2 separate regions of the Homo sapiens genome follow, and region 2 is linked to region 1. A link is an interaction called in ENCODE POLR2A ChIA-PET data of the cell type or tissue named here. Cell type or tissue: Panc1. All regions are shown on one strand. Each heading gives the region's core, and the rest is flanking DNA. Links, peaks and the distances in the headings are about the cores only. Region 1 holds the start of MVB12A (multivesicular body subunit 12A). Region 2 overlaps NIBAN3 (niban apoptosis regulator 3).

Region 1 (8,320 bases), core at 165-8,164:
CTCACTCTGTCACACAGGCTGGAGTGCAGTGGCGCAATCATAGCAAACTGCAGCCTCGACCTCCTGGCCTCAAGCGATCCTCGTGCCTCAGCCCCCAAAAGTGCTGGGATTACAGATGTGAGACTCCAAGTATGACAGCCTTAGTTCTTCTTTTTCTTTTTGAGATGGAGTTTCACTCTTGTTGCCAAAGCTGGAGTGCAATGGTGCAATCTTGGCTCACTGCAACCTTGACCTCCCGGGTTCAAGCGATTCTCCTGCCTCAGCCTCCCAAGCAGCTAGGATTACAGGCGTGTGCCACCACACGCAGCTAATTTTTATATTTTTAGTAGAAACAGGGTTTCACTACGTTGGCCAGGCTGGTCTCGAACTCCTGACCTCAGGTGATCTGCCTGCCTCGGCCTCCCAAAGTGCTGGGATTACAGGTATCAGCCATCATGCCTGGCCAGCTTTTCTAAACCACAGAGATCTGGGGATGTTTCCAACTGCAGCAGAATGTGGGCCACCACAAGACTACAACAGCCCAGAGGAGAAACAGCAGCATAGCAGCCATCGTACACGTCCATGGGCATGCACTTATGGGAGAAGGAAGGTGTGAGTTTAGGGTGGTGAATTTCTTCTCTTTTTTTTTTTTTTTTTTTTGAAATGGAGTTTCACTCTTGTTGCACAGCCTGGAGTGCAGTGGCACAATCTCAGCTCACTGCAACCTCCACCCACCAGGGTTCAAGCGATTCTGCTGCCTCAGTGTCCCAAGTAGCTGGGATAACAGGCACCTGCCACCAAGCCTGGCTAATTCTGTATTTTTGGTAGAGATGGGGTTTCACTATGTTGGCCAGGCTGGTCTCGAACTCCTGACCTCAGGTGATCCACCCACCTCGGCCTCCCAAAGTGCTGGGATTACAAGCATGAGCCACTGTGCCTGGCCATGTTCTTGTGGTTTTTGTTGGTGATTTTGCCATTGAAATTCCCCCAGACACCGAAATGCTGTCCAGGCTTCCTAAGTACCAAAAGGCTGCAATGGCTGGGCTCGGCGGCTCATGCCTGTAATCCCAGCACATTGGGAGCCGAGGCAGGAGGACTGCCCAAGGCCAGGAGTTCAAGACCAGCCTGGGCAATATAGTGAGACCCCCATCAGTACAAAAAAAATTTTAAATTAGCCCAGTGTAGCCTGTAGTCCCAGCTACTCAGGAGGCTGAGATTGGAGGATCACCTGAGCCCGGGAGGTCAAGGCTGCAGTGAGCTATGATCATGCCAAAAATAAAATACTTAAAAAAAAAAAAGTCTGTGATGCACCTCATGGAGAAAATCCATTATAGAGAAGCTTTATGCAGACGTGAGTTTCGGTGCTGTTGGCTGTGAGTTCAATGTAAATGAATCCACCATAGATATTAAATAAGGTGTTTTTAAACAAATGTACATAAAACAAGGTTGTATGAATTGGTGGATGAAAATGGTGTGGCCTGGGCCGGGCGCAGTGGCTCACACCTGTAATCCTAGCACTTTGGGAGGCCAAGGCGGGGGATCACTTGAGGTCAGGACTTTGAGACCAGCCTGGCCAACAAGGTGAAACGCTGTCTCTACTAAAAATACAAAATACAAATTAGCTGGTTATGGTGGCCCAAGCCTGTAGTCCCAGCTACTCAGCAGCAAGGGGTGCCGGCTGAGGCAGGAGAATCACTTGAATCTGGGAGGCAGAGGTTGCAGTGAGTCGAGATCATGCCACTTCACCCAGCCTGGGTGACAGCATGAGGCGCTGTCTCAAAAAAAAAAAGAAAGAAAAAAAAAAAAGGCCTGGGCGCTGTGGCTTACACCTGTAATCCCAGCACTTTGGGAGGCCGAGGAGGGTGGAGCACAAGCTCAGGAGATCGAGACCATCCTGGCTAGCACGGTGAAACTCTGTCTCTACCACAAATATAAAAAATTAGCCGGGCGTGGTGGTGGGTGCCTGTAGTCCCAGCTACTCAGGAGGCTGAGGCCAGAGAACGGCGTGAACCTGGGAGGTGGAGCTTGCAGTGAGCCGAGATCACGCCACTGCACTCCAGCCTGGGTGACAGAGCAAGACTCTGTCTCAAAAAAAAAAAAAGAAAAGAAAAGAAAAGAAAAAAGACAGCAATTGCTGGGTTTCAGTCCCAGTTGTGGCCTTAGCATCCCCATCTCAGTTTCTTTATCTGGAAAATGGCAACAAAACCTGAGCTTCCCAGTGGGTTGTAGGGAGACTGAATGAGGTAATAATGGTGTATCGCGTGTTGGGGATGTGGCCACTGCAGTAGAAACAGTACTTGTTTTATTATTATGCCCAATGATGAAGGGCCGGGACAAGGTCTTCTCTATGATCTAGAATCCAGACTCACTCACTCCCTGAGCCTGTTTCCCACTCTGTAGAATGGAAGACCCAAGCCAGGCGCGATGGTTCACGCCCATAATCCCAGCACTTTGGGAGGCCGAGGCGGGCGGATCACCTGAGGTCAGGAGTTCAAGACCAGCCTGGCCAACACAGTGAAACCCCGTCTATAGAAAATACAAAAAATTAGCCGGGCGTAGTGGCGGACGCCTGTAATCCCAACCACTCGGGAGGCTGAGGCAGGAGAATCGCTTGAACCCCAGAGGCGGAGGTTGCAGTGAGCCGAGATCGTGCCACCGTACCCCAGCCTGGGACACAGAGGGAGACCCCCGTCTCAGAAAAAAACAAACAAACAACAACAACAACAACAACAACAAACGGGAGACCCAGCAGCACCGCCTCCCTGCCATGATTTCACCCACTTGCCCGGTGCAAGAGTGCCTAGTGTGGACAGGCGGCAGGATCAGGACTCCAGAGGGCGAGAACCGGGTAGTGTTTATTGCCAGGAGGACACCCGCACAGCCTCCGGACCCCAGAGGGTTTTGACACAAATGACTTAAAGGCACTGGCTTCTGTCCAGCTCCAGCCCTGCCCGGCAGGGCGTGGGGGCGGAGACCCCATCACCACGCAGCCTCGACCCGCCCCCTCCTCCAGGGCTGCAGCTCCGCCCAGTGGCTGAAGATAGCAAACGCCTTGCAGGGCGAAGGTTCCCAGGATGCAGTGAGTGGGGGTGGCCCCAGGATGCAGTGAGGGGGGGTGGCCCCAGGCTGGCGGGGAGGTGGAGTAAGGGGGCTCTTTCCGCGGAAGGGTGAGGGACTATGAGACGCTGGGGGGCAGGCGGGCAGCCGCGGTCTTCTCCACCACGAAGCCGTAGTTATACTGGGGGATGGGGAGAGAGAGAGTGAACAGGTGCCAGAGTAAAGAGAGGGCCAAAGGGGGAGTGACTGAGGAATGGCAGAGTGGGTACTTAGGGACTTGAGTGGTCTTCTGCCCTGGAGAGATGGTGTGTGTCTGGGGCAAAGCGGGGATGGGGAAAACTGGGACAGCCTGGGGCGGACGAGGGGCGGGTGCCGGCCCCTCAGGCACCTCCTCCCTAGCCCTGCACCCACCTCCTCCCTAGCCCTGCACCCACCTCCTCCTCAATGTCCGCCAGAGACTTGATGGTCAGGTCCCCAAAAGCAGAGAAGGCCTGGCGGGCAGAGGTGGGTCAGCCTTGGGCCCGATCTCAACCTGAAACCCCCTTTCCTTCGTCTTCAAGGGGTCCTGCCCTCCCCCCAACACTCCCCGAATATTCCCTCGGACATCCCTCCCCCTTATTTTTCTTGTTTGTTTTGTTTTGTTTTTAGAGACAAAGTCTCTAAAGCCGCGCCTGGCTAATTTTTGTATTTTCAATAGAGACGAGGTTTCACCATGTTGGCCAGGCTGGTCTCGATCTCCTGGCCTCAAGTGATCCACCTGCCTTGGTCTCCCAAAGTGCTGGGATCACAGTCGTGAGCCACCATGCCCAGCATCCCTCCCCCTTCTTGTCACAGCCTCTAGCTACTGGTGTCCAGCTGCTTTCTCTGGATGGATCCCTCCCCATTCTAAGACTGAAGACCTTCCAGCTGCCACCTGGAGGTGACACACTCCAGCCCCAACCCAGGATGTGGCCCTCTGTGCTGGGGCACTGGATACAGGGATGTCCTGGCACCCAGAATGGTGATGGCAGGCGCAGACCCAGGCTCCCTGAGACCCCGACTCACCAGGGGGCTGCAGCTCTTGCCCTCAAATCGTGGGTGGAGTGTGAAGGGAACCCCATCCATGGCTGAAAAACACGTGCGAGGGGAGGAGGTGAGGTGTAGGGAACTGCCCACCCCACCCACAGAGGCCCAACCCGCACAGCCTGGCTCCTTCAGTCTTTACAGAATCCAGAGTTGGGAGAGGGAAGTAGGAAGATCCTTCCTGGTTGTGTAATCTCAAGACAGTCACACCCTCCACTTCCACGCCTCAGTTTCCCCACTCTGTGCTCACCTGAGATGCCATAGAGGCTGGAGGCCTCGTAGATGGAGTCATTCCTCCGCAGAGTGGATGCCCGAGAGCCCAGCCTTGACGCTGTCCGCTCCAGGAGGCCGCCCTTACTGGAGGTGGGATGACTCAGGTTAAGCCTCATCCTCCCACAACGGCCACCCCCACTCCGGTGCCTGAGGACTCACCTTGGCTGGCTGGCTGCATCCAGAGAGAGGCCCTGCATGTCCCGGCTGAGACCTCGGGGCTTGGGCACTGGCCTCGGGGCCTTGGCCTTCTTGCACCAGATGGCAAAGCCGCCCATGTCCCTGGACCAGGAGGGAAGGTGGGAGGGATGCTGGCCCGGTGTGGGGCCAGGGTTGAGGATAGCCCCTGGAGAAGGCGGGGGACCCGGGCATGCAGGTGACCTCTGTCTTTTGGGGGAATTTTTTTTTTTTTTTTTTTTGGGGACGGAGTTTCGCTCATGTTGCCCAGGCTGGAGTGCAATGGCGCAATCTAGACTCACTGCAATCTCCACCTCCCAGGTTCAAACGATTCTCCTGCCTCAGCCTCTGGATTAGCTGGGATTACAGGCAACCATGCCCAGCTAATTTTTTTTTTTTTTTTTTTTTTTTAAGTAGAAACGGAGTTTCACCATGTTGGCCAGGCTGGTCTCGAACTCCTGACCTCAGGTGATCCGCCCGCCTTGGCCTTCCAAAGTGCTGGGACTACAGGCGTGAGCCACCGTGCCCAGTCTTTTGGGGGATTTTTGTTTCAGCATCTTGACCCACACCCGAAGCACCACACCAAACTAATACTGCTGGGTTCAAATCACCGTTCTGTCTACTTTATTTTTATTTATTTTATTTTATTTTTGAGACGGAGTCTCGCTCTGTCGCCCCAGACTGGAGTGCAGTGGCGCGATCTCAACTCACTGCAACCTCCGCCTTCCAGGTTCAAGTGATTTTCCTGCCTCAGCCTCCCAAGTAGCTGGGACTACAGGCGTGTGCCACCATACCCGGCTAATTTTTTGTATTTTCAGTAGAGATGGGGTTTCAACATGTTAGTCAGGATGGTCTCGATCTCCTGACCTTGTGATCGGCCCGCCTCAGCCTCCCAAAGTGCTGGGATTACAGGCGTGAGCCACCGCGCCCAGTCCTGTTATGTCTACTTTAGACACCAAGTCACTGACTCCTAATGACAGTCCTACAAGATGATATATATGTCCCGGTTTTAACATGCAGAATCTGAGGCTCAGAAGGTAGAAGAAGGAACAGGAGACCTCAGGGGTGTCCTTGAGGGTCAGATTGGTGAGATCATGAGTTGGGAGGGCAGGGAAGGTGGCTAGACACTGGGGGGTGGCCCTACCCTATTCGAAGGTATCCAGGCACTGTCTTGGTCTTCCCACTCAGCCGGACATCAAACACAGCCGTGTCCGTGGCTCCCAGGGGCAACAGCTTCACACACATGCGTTTCTTCTTGGACACAGAGGCCTCTGGGAGTGGGGGGTAGGGGAGTGAGAGAGGGAAGCCAGGCAGGGGTGGGAAGGCCCAAAGATGACTCTAGGATGAGGCTCGCCAGGGTGCTGTTTAAGGCAGCCACATGGACAACATTGGGGATGGGGGTGGGAGGAGTGGTTAAATCATGAATGGTATAGATGAAGGAGGGGATTCCATGCAGCCTTTAGGAACCGCTGGAGTAGGCTGATCTTTGGTGATATGAAGCTGCATTCATGGGGTGGCTAGCTGTGGAATCGGACAGAGCTGGGTGCCCATCGTGGCCCTCAAAACTTACTTTCCATGAGCCCTCTAATCCTATAGAGGTTGGACAACTAGCACCCATGAGCCAAATCTGGCTCAAGGTCTGTTTTCTTTTCTTTTCTTTTTGAGACAGAGTCTCACTCTGTCGCCCAGGCTGGAGTGCAATGGCGCAATCTCAGCTCACTCCAACCTCCGCCTCCCAGGTTCAAACAATTCTCTTGCCTCAGCCTCCCAAGTAGCTGGGACTACAGGCGCCCACCACCATGCCCAGCTAATTTTGTATTTTTAGTAGAGACAGGGTTTCACCATGTTGGCCAGGCTGGTCTGGAACTCCTGACCTCAGGTGATCTGCCCGCCTCAGGCTCCCAAAGTGCTGGGATTACAGGTGTGAACCACCACACCAAGCCTAAGGCCTGGTTTCATACAGCTGATGTGTTAAGAGTGATTTTTACATTTTTAAGGAATTGTAAAAAAATTGAATATGCAAAACACATCATCTGCCCTGTAAAGCCTAAAATATTTACTATAAGGCCCTTTACATAAAAGTTTGCCAACTCTAAGAAAAAATAAAGAAAAAAAGTTTGGCCGGGTGCGGTGGCTCACGCCTGTAATCCCAGCACTTTGGGAGGCCCAGGCAGGTGGATCACCTGAGGTCACGAGTTCGAAACCAGCCTGACCAACATGGAGAAACCCCGTCTCTACTAAAAATACAAAATTAGCCAGGCGTGGTGGCGCATGCCTGTAATCCCAGCTACTCTGGAGGATGAGGCAGGAGAATCGCTTGAACCCGGGAGTCGGAGGTTGTGGTGAGCTGAGATCGCGCCATTGCACTCCAGCCTGGGCAACAAGAGCGAAACTCCGTCTGAAGAAAAAAAAAAAAAAAAAGGTTTGCCAACTCTAGTATGAATGAATATAGCCTGAGTCAAATAAAAATGACAAGAAAGGGTGGGAAAGTTCAGGTGGGGCTGGGAGGGCTGCACTAGGGTTGTGGGCCCAGAAGAGGAGGGGTAGGGAAGGGTGAAGGTGACATCTGACGGAGGACGGAGAATGAGCTACAAAAAGGAGAGAAAAAGTGCCCCAGGCAGAGGAAGCGGCGTGTGCAAAGCCTGGAAATGAAAAAGAAAACTGCGCAGTGGTTTTGCTTGGCTATGGTGTAAAAAGACACAAGTAGCACAACAGTAGTGAAACAGGTGGCGTGGACTGAACACTTAACTCGAGGATGCAGGCTGTGCCAATCATATCACACATTTTGAATCAGGACAGGGGATGTCGGTCCACCCTAGGGCAGGGCTCTGAGTCCTCAGCCAACCCTGTCATCACCCCGTGTGCCAGGGGGCAGCCGAGGCTCAGATACCGCGCGCCCGTCGTCCCTCCTCCCCCGCTCCTCCCTGCAAGGGACCCGGACAACTCTCGCCTCCGAAGCAGCCCTTACTGGAATCCATGGGGTCGCAGACGGGGGAGAAGCCCAGCGGCAGGGGGCTCTTGTCCACCACGATCTGGATATCGGCCACCACGTTCTCCTGCGGGTTCTGGGGGTGGAAGGGGGACACGGCGAGGGTGGCTAGCAGCGGGGACAGCGCACCTGGCATAGGGCACCGTGAATGGGCAGGGGAGGTGGGCAGACCCTGGTGGTTCCGAAGGTGGGCACCTCTTACCTCTAGGCTGCCCAGAGAACTAAGGCACAGGAAGTAGCCAGATTTCTGCGCGAAGCTCTTGCCAAAGCTGGCGGGTGCCCCCTCGACGGTGCAGGAGATCTACCGGGAGGACGCGGGTCAGCGCCGGACTCCCACCCCACAGCGACTGCCTCCCCCATTCGACCCCCGCCCCTCGACGCCGCTCACCGCGCTGAACCCCCGCGGCGGGGGTGCAGAGGCCGACGACCAGGCCAGGCCAGCCAGCGGCGCCGAGTCTGTCCCGGGTACGGGATCCATCCTGCGAGCCGAGCGCCGAAGGCGGGGTCGCGGGGCACAGCCTCGAACCTCGGAGCGCCTCCCGACGGCAGCGCTCGCGACCGAACTACAACTCCCAGAAGGCCATGCGGGGGGGGGGGGCGGAGATTGCCCGGAAGCGCAGTATACGCGTGCCCGAGGAGCTGCTGGCCAATGGCGTGGGGAGGCGGAGCCTCGCCACCACGCGTCGCCAGGGTTGCGCGCGTGAGCGATGATGGCGGAAAAAAAGGTCTTGCCGGCTTTCCGCGCCCAGCAACTTCCGCCGGAAATGCTACGGCACAGGACCAAGA
Region 2 (8,320 bases), core at 93-8,092, 120 kb before region 1:
CCTAGGTACCTAGGACTCCCGCTGACCTCCTTCCCACTCTTCCACTCACTGAGCTTCAGCCACACCCACCTTGTCACTGTTCCTCCAACACACCAGGCATGGTCAGGCCTCAGGGCCTTTGCACATGCTGTGCCCTCTGCCTGGAATGCCCTTCCCGGGACATGGCCCATGCCTTCATTTCACAGGGACATCCTTCCTGACTCCCTGGTAACTCCCCACCCAACCCTTACCCACTCTCCATCCACCTCCTCCCTCCACTGATGCCCATGTCACCAGGTGATATGCGATGTGTGGGACCCATCCCAGCTCTTCTGTGGCAGACACAGGGTAATGAACCCCGTCATAGGTGAAGCAGAGGGCATTGTGGAAGCCCAGAAAAGCCACCTGACCCAGCTCCAGGGCTCAGGGTATGGAAGTCTCTTAAAAAGAGACAGGCCCTTGCTCTGTTGCCCAGGCTGGAGTGCAGTGGTGCGATCCTAGCTCACTGCAGCCTCGACTTCCTAGGCTCAATTGATCCTCCCACCTCTTGGCCTCCAGAGTAGCTGGGACCACAGGCACATGCTGTCACGCCTGGCTAACTTCTGTATTTTTATAGAGATGGAGTTTCACTATGTTGTACAGACTGATCTCCTGGCCTCAAGCAATCCCCACACTTTGGCCTCCCAAAGTGCTAGGATTAAGGTCAAATGGTCTCTAATGATCAAAGAGCATTCTTTTTTTTTTTTTTTTTTGAGACTGAGTTTCACTCTGTCGCCCAGGCTGGAGTGCAATGGCGCGATCTCGGCTCACTGCAACCTTCCCCTCCCGGGTTCAAGCGATTTTCCTGCTTCAGCCTCCTGAGTAGCTGGAATTACAGGCGCCCATCACCATGCCTGGCTAATTTTTTGTATTTTTAGTAGAGACAGGGTTTCACTATGTTAGCCAGGCTAGTCTCGAACTCCTGACCTTGTGATCTGCCTGCCTTGGCCTCCCAAATTGCTGGGATTACAGGCATGAGCCACTGCGCCCAGCCTCAAAGAGCATTCTTGCCCACTTTAAGTGGATGCATGGTGATGCTGTCAGACCCTCTTGCACACTTCCCATTAACTCACCTTTTTGCAGCCTGGCTCGAGTTGGCTCAGCACAAAAGGTAAAAAGATGCAGAGACCCCAGCCTCGGATGAACCTCCTCTGCGCCAACCCGCTGTCCGATTTGAATTTCTGCACAACACACCCAGCGGTGCGTCCAGCAACCATCTGAGCACCCAGGCCCACTGCCACCCCATGCCACCCCGTACCCACAGAACACACCTTCAGCACGCGCCCCCTGACTCTCTCCAGCCTCTGGGCAGCCTGGTCACAGTTGAGGGCCGTCGTCAGACACTGGTCAGCCAGCTGCAGGAAGGTGGCCACGGCGTCAGCCATGAGCTGTGGGAGGAGATGCTATGATGACCCCAGAATCTGTGCTCCAGCCTCCCGGGCCCCACTCCTGCCCAGCTGACCCCTTCTCAGCATCCAACCTGTTCCAACCAGCCACCTCTGCCCAACCTCCTCCTCCTTGTCCCAGGAAACACCTTTCCCCTCCTCTCAGGACCTGGGGATTGTCTAGTCTGTGGGGGACTATGTGCAAACTGACAGAAAGCCCCTTCCCTCTGGGAGATGGTGCCAGGATGCCCAGAATGGGGAGTAGGGAGCCAGCCAGAGTTCAGCCTCCTCCACTGAGTGCTTTTGTGCAGTGCACAAACTGAACAACTGTGCCAGGTAGTGCTGGATCATCTCACTCTCTGTCTTCTTCTGTCACCATGTCCATCAGCAGGTCCCATCTCAGACTTCAAAACACTTATTGCTTCTCCCCACTGACATCCCCCATCCTGGTGCAGGCCTCCTCCCTGCCTCCTCTTTTCCTGTCCCCAACAGCCTGTGCTCCCTATGGCAGGCAAAGCTTCCTAAACCTTAAATCCAGCCATGCCCTCCCCCTGCTCACATACCTGCTCTGGCTCCCCATTGCCCTCAGGAAAGAGCTCACCCCTTAGCCCCACGCTCAAGGCACTGCGCGATCTGCCCGTCCATGTCGCCGGCCTATCTTCCCCATTTCTGAAAAATTGCTCCACGTTCCCCAAATGCAGACAAGCACTCTCAACACTATTCACTCGGGACTGGTGGCAACGCCATTCCTCCCATTGCTCTCCCATGTTGGAAGTCCCCTCCTCCTGAAAGTCCTGTCAACCCCAGAGGTGGATCAGGAACATCCTTGGCGCTCCCTGTACACCCTGCCCCAGCTCTGTCCACCACATGTGGCTGCTGCCTGGTCACGGGCTCATGTCCCCATGAGACTGGCAGCCCCGCGGAGTTGTCTCGATCATCGTGGTCTCTCCAGGGCACACTTAGCAGGAGGTCAGTGGAGGCTGTCTTCACAGCCTGGCCTCATCCCAGCCTCCTCTCACCCTCACCTGCTGTGCAAGATCTTGGGCCCCAAACACGAGGCTCTGCATCCCCAGAAAGCCAAACGGTGCTGCCAGCTGCCCCAAGCGCCCCCGGCTCCGCTCGGCCTCACGGTAGCATGTCTGCATCAGCGCCAAGTCCCACGGCATCTCCCCAAATGAGTAAACCTGTGCTCCCGGAAGCAGTTTTGGGGGAAAAATGCTGTCAGCTGATTGCAAAGGGCCAGGGACCCCATTACCAATTCACCAAAGGAGAAACACAAATGAAAATACATCCCGTCTCAGCTGTCACCAAAGAAACTCATAATACAATAGTGGTGGGCCAGGCATGGTGGCTCACACCTGTAGTCCCATCAGTTTGGGAGGCCGAGGTGGGTGGATCACTTGAGGTGAGGAGTTCGATACCAGCCTGGCCAGCATGGTGAAACCCTGTCTCAACTAAAAATACAAAAATTAGCTAGGTGTAGTGGCACACACCTGTACTCCCAGCTACTTGGGAGGCTGAGGCATGAGAATTGCTTGAACCCAGGAGGTTGCAGTGAGCCAAGATCGCACCACTGCACTTCAGCCTGGGCGGCAAAATGAGACTCTGTCTCAAAAATAAAATAAAATAAAATAAAATAAAATAAAATAAAATAAAATAAAATAAAATAAAATAAGTAGCAGTGAGGCACGGTGTCATGGACATAAAATGATAAAACCTGAAAAAACTATAACAAGCGATGCTGGCACAATTGAGAGGAAATGAGCACATTTCCTGGCCCAGATCTGTGAATACCATCTCATGTTCTGTCTGTGCTGGGCCCTGGGGCTGCAGAAATGGAATACTCTAACCCAGTCTCTGCTTACAAATTAGGGGAGACAGAGTATAGAAATCACCCACAGTGGTATGAAAGTCAGGCTGTGATAAGAGAAGCACAGGCTACTGCAAGACATAGAGGGGACCAGGGACAGTTCCTGGAGAAGGTGATTAGGAAATGGAGGCTTAAGAATGAGTTGAAGGTTGCCTGGTACATAGTAGGTGCTATTCTATGTATGTATGTATGTATGTATGTATGTATGTATGTATGTATATATGTATGTATGTATTTTAGGTGCTACTTGTATATCAGATGCACTGAGGTGACCTGCCTTGAGCAGAATTCTCTGGGTTGTTGCCCTACAGGGGAATGGGAGGAGGAGTTTGGGGGATGACCTCAGACTGATTTTGCTAAATTGCCACTTTTCTCATCCAACTCCTTTCCCCTCACGTTTTAAACTGTGTTCCATGGCCAGTGCGGTGGCTCAAGCCTGTAATCCCAGCACTTTGGGAGGCCAATGCAGGCAGATCGCTTGAGCCCAGGAGTTTGAGACCAGCCTGGGCAACAAAGCAAGACCCCCATCTCTACAAAAAAATTAAAAAATTAGCTGGGCTTGGTGGCGTGCGCCTGTATTTCCAGCTACTTGGGATGCTAAAGTAAGAGGATTGATTAAGCCCGGGAGGTCGAGGCTGCAGTGAGTTAAGATTGTGCCACTACACTTCAGCCAGGGTGACAGAGCGACACCCCTGTCTCAAAAACAAAAAACAAACAAAAACTGTGCTCCACTGACCATAGCATGGTGATGGGTCCACAATAAGTAAAAAGCAGCCTAGAACAAATTCAGTGAAGATTCTCCACAGGAAAGACTCAAGTTAACACATCACCCTCTGGCTCACTGAACCCCTACCCACGGGAGCTCACCTCCCTGCGCAGCCGCGTGCCTGAGGGGCTCTGGCGCAGGCGGTGGGACAGTCGGTCCATGCCTTGAGCCAGGAGGGTCCGCACCGCCTCGAGCGAGGCTTCCACGGTGCGCAGCAGGGTCTGCACGACCCGGGGCAGCTGCGGGTCCACCTCCCGGCGCAGGCACGACTCGAGCGGTCCCCTGATATCCGCTGGGAGTGGAAGACACTGGTCTGGAGTCCCCTCCGCAAGGTGCCTCACAGATGGGGATGTGCAGGGGCCCTCGCGAGGGGGACGCGAGCAGGGACGCTGAGCGCCCTCTTCTACCCATTGTAATGATGAGAAAACTGAGCCTCGGAGGGGCGGGCCCAGTCAGGATTCCCACCTGGGTCTTTGTAGGGGCCACCTTGGCCCACCGCTGCCCATGTATCAGCCTTTACCCCCGCCCCTCCTCCGCTGTTCTACTTCCCAGGCCCGCCCACCCGCATTGGCCCGGCTCTGGGCCTCAACTCCTCGAGCCTCAGCCTCAAGGCCACGCCTATCCCCCGCTGAGGCCCCGCCCTTTTTGTATCCAAGCAGCCCCCTTAGGACCTGGTTTCCTCCGGACAGACTCTAGGCCCCGCCCCCAGTGCCTCGACCACAAGACCACGCCCACCGCCTCGCTTTGGCCCCGCCCCTTCCCCACCCGTTCCCTTGCACATCCTATGCTTGGCCCCGCCCCTCTCTGACCACGCCCCCATTTTACATAACTTCAAGCCCATTCTTCGCTTAGGTCACGCCCCTTTTTCCCCAGCATCGCCTCGCCCCTCCCAGCCCAGGCTCCGCCCCAGGGCCTCACTCCTCAGCCGCCCCGCCACACGCGCCCGCTGCCGCAGCAGCTGGTCCACGTCCGGGCGGATCGTCTTCTCCAGCGACGCAAGCAGCTCGTCCTTTTCGGGCTGGAAGGCGCAGAGCCCGGCGGAGGCCCCGGCCAGGACAGCTGCGTGAACGGCGTCTAGAAGCTGCCCAGACCGGTCGAGGGGGGACAAAGCCGAGACACGGGGCGGGGATGGGGGTCAGAGAGATCGGGAGAGGGTTTAGGCGACAGTCGTGGGAGGGGAACCCGAACGCCCGCATCCCGCCCCCTATCCCGGATCCGGACGCCGTGCATACCTCGGTCCAGGCCCAGGCGCGGGCGCGGCCTGCCCCCCGCAGGCCAGGAAGGGTCTGGGCTCGCAGCGCGGGAAGTTGCTCCCGCATCAGCACCGCGGTCAGCACCTGCAGGAGAGGGGGCCATGGGCGCCGCGGTCGGCCGGGAGGGTCCTGGGGGTCCCGGGTGCGGCCTCGCGGGGCACTAACCTCGGCGTCTGAGCCTAGGGTCACGTCGTCGTCGCCAAAGTGGCCTTGGTGCTGCCGGTAGAGTCGGACGGCGTCCAGGAAGGCCCGGGCAGCAGGGGCCTGGCTTCGCTGCAGGACTGAGAGGGGCTGCTCCTCAGTGCCTGCTGGTAGCTCCCCTGCCTGGCTCCCGATGGCCCGGGGAGGAAGCCCTCCGCCTGGCCAGGTCCCCAACACCCAAGTCTCACCCATCTCTGGAACTTTGCATAGGCAATGCCCTCCACAGGGAACACAGTCCCCCAAGACCATCATGTTTATTCAACTTAGAAGGAACCCTCTACTGGCAGCCACAGCCCCGTGACCAGCAGTTCAGGCCATACATACTGCAGCCACTAGCTGTTCCTCTAGTTGCATCGTTTGTGCAGTCAACAACCTGCCCAACTGTGTGTGTCAGTCCTGCTGCTCCCCTACTTTTTTCTTTCTCTCTTTCCCTTCCTCCCTTTCTTCCTTCCTTTCCCTCCCTCCCTCTCTTTCTTTCTTTCTCTTTCTTTCTTTCTTGCTTTCTTTCTTCTTTCTTTCTCCTTTCTTTTCTTTTTCTTTCCTTTCTTTTTCCTTCTTTTCTTTCTTCTGTTCTCTTCTCTCCTCTTTTCTTTTCTTTTCTCTCTCTTTCTCAGGGGGTCTCTCTGTTGCTCAGGCTGAAGTGCGGTAGCATGATCATTGCTTACTGCAGCCTCCAAGTCCTGGGCTCAAGTGATCCTCCCACCTAAGCCTCCTGAGTAGCTGAGACCACAAGCTCATGCCACCACGCCACTGTGCCTGACCTATTCCCCTTCTTCATCTGGCTGGCCCCTCATCTTTTTTTTTTTTTTTTTTTAAGACAGAGTCTCACTCTGTTGCCCAGGCTGGAGTGCAGTGGCACCATCTCGGCTTACTGCAAGCTCCACCTCCTGGGTTCATGCCATTCTCCTGCCTCAGCCTCCCGAGTAGCTGGGACTACAGGCGCCTGCCACCACGCTCGGCTAATTTTTTGTATTTTTAGTAGAGATGGGGTTTCACCGTGTTAGCGAGGATGGTCTCAATCTCCTGACCTCGTGATCCTCCCGCCTCGGCCTCCCAAAGTGCTGGGATTACAGGTGTGAGCCACCGCGCCCAGCGGCTAGTCCTTCATCTTTTACAGACCCCAGCTTCCCCTCATCTGGGAAGCCTGCTCTAACCCCCATCCCTCAGGCTGAGCTCCCATAGCACCCTGTGTGTCTCTGTTACAGCCCTAGTCACTCACAACTGCCTGGTGTCCCTTCTGGCTCCCCCAACAACCCATTTTCTTCTCGTGTGTGTGTGTGTGTGTGATGGAGTTTTGCTCTTGTTGCCCAGGCTGGAGTGCAGTGCCGCGATCTTGGCTCACTGCAACCTCCACCTCCCGGGTTCAAGTGATTCTCCTGCCTCAGCCTCCCGAGTGGCTGGGATTACAGGTGCCTTCCACCATGCCCAGCTAATTTTTGTATTTTTAGTAGAGACAGGATTTCGCCATGTTGTCCAGGCTGGTCTCGAACTCCTGACATTGGGTGATCTGCCTGCCTCGGCCTCCCAAAATGCTAGAATTACAGGCATGAACCACCACACCTGGCCTAAAAACCCATTTTCTGGGTAAAGAAAGTGAGGCCTGGAGAGGTCCCGAGCCAACAGAGGCTGAGCCATCTGACCCCAGACCATTAGCCCCACAAATGTCTGACCCGTCCTGAGACCCACCTATGCCCTGAAGCCGGATGCCACCCTGCAGGGCCAGCCTCCAGGCATGCTGTGCCTCCCTGGTGGCTGCAGAGAAGCAGAGGTGCCGGCGGAAGGGGTGCTGCAGGAACAGCGGGAAGCTCACAGGCACTTCCAAGAGGGAGTCAGGCTCTTCCTGAGTATGGTCTCCTGAAAACAAACAGGAGGTCGCATCTTCTAGACGTTCATTCACTAGGAGAAAATACCCCTGAAATGCATACAGCAGTCCCTGGCATGGGCAGTTGCTCGATAAATATGAGTCATACCACGATACTTGCCACCATCCTTATTCCAACAGCACTGGGTGGGGCACAGTTTTGGGGGAGGCAGGGTCACCTTCTTCCACTGCATGCCCAAGGCAGACATCACCAATCCATCCCAGAACTGTTTTCCAGCCTTAGCATCCTTAATACAGTCCTCCTGGCAGCCACCACCAATCCATTCAAGCTGGGATGTTATCTGAGTCGTCCGGCTTTATGTGGGGTTTTGGAGTCAGTCAGACCCGGGTTCCAACCTGACCAAACCACTTTCATTTTCTTTCTTTTTTTAACAAAAGGGACAGGGTCTCACTATGTTACCCAGGCTGGTCTTGAACTCCTGAGCTCAAGCGATCTGCCTGCCTCAGCCTCCCAAAGTACTAGGATTACAGGTGTGAGCCATTGTGCCCAGCCTGGCCAAGCTACTTTCTAGCTCTATGACTAGGGCACACAGCTCTATGAGCTGTGATTTTCCTGCCCAAATGGGGTTAACAGTGATACCGATGACCTAGAATTATTGACAAGACAAAATAAGTGAATTCAGCTTTGGTTAATTTATTTGGGGACCAGCCGCGGTGGCTCATGCCTGTAATCCCAGCACCTTTGGAGGCTGAAGTGGGAGGATCCCTTGGGCCCAGGAGTTCCAGACCAGCCTGCACAAGATATTTTTTATTAAAAACATAAGTATATGAAAAGAAATATTTAGGGTATCCTGTCTCCAGTGTTTTGTTCCACTTTCCAGGATGATAAACACAGACTGCGATAAAACCCAACAATCCAGGCCAGGCGAGGTGGGTCATGCCTGTAATCCCAGCACTTTGGGAGCCTGAGGCAGGCGGATCACGTGAGGTCAGGAGTTCGAGACC

Evidence for each region. ChIA-PET counts read pairs that join two places held together with the same protein. Peaks named below come from ENCODE experiments on the same cell type or tissue, not always from the same donor. Only the 100,000 strongest peaks of a DNase experiment are listed, where the experiment ranks them.
Region 2: POLR2A ChIA-PET joins it to region 1 with 7 read pairs; 4 of 35 experiments call an interaction of 5 or more read pairs at or near these places.

Annotation. Positions count from the first base shown.
Region 1 is chr19:17,419,828-17,428,147 of GRCh38, reverse strand. It overlaps MVB12A (multivesicular body subunit 12A), which reads right to left and starts at 8,101. Exons shown (of 9, transcript NM_138401.4): 1 at 7,923-8,101; 2 at 7,737-7,835; 3 at 7,514-7,610; 4 at 5,690-5,816; 5 at 4,531-4,650; 6 at 4,349-4,455; 7 at 4,081-4,142; 8 at 3,471-3,527; 9 at 2,816-3,217. The coding sequence starts at 8,012. The coding sequence ends at 3,155. RefSeq lists an enhancer at 3,770-4,295 and silencers at 7,775-8,004, 8,145-8,320. In Panc1, for the core only: no CTCF peak of the experiment used is centred there; no DNase peak of the experiment used is centred there; H3K4me3 peaks cover 1,134 bases; H3K27ac peaks cover 808 bases.
Region 2 is chr19:17,536,403-17,544,722 of GRCh38, reverse strand. NIBAN3 (niban apoptosis regulator 3) reads right to left here. Exons shown (of 15, transcript NM_001321827.2): 5 at 7,180-7,347; 6 at 5,458-5,573; 7 at 5,272-5,376; 8 at 4,958-5,120; 9 at 4,141-4,331; 10 at 2,429-2,587; 11 at 1,290-1,406; 12 at 1,092-1,199. Among named protein-coding and RNA genes, the nearest start is that of NIBAN3, 13 kb to the right of the region's middle. RefSeq lists silencers at 4,617-4,936, 5,347-5,436. In Panc1, for the core only: no CTCF peak of the experiment used is centred there; a DNase peak (open chromatin) is centred at 4,852; H3K4me3 peaks cover 978 bases.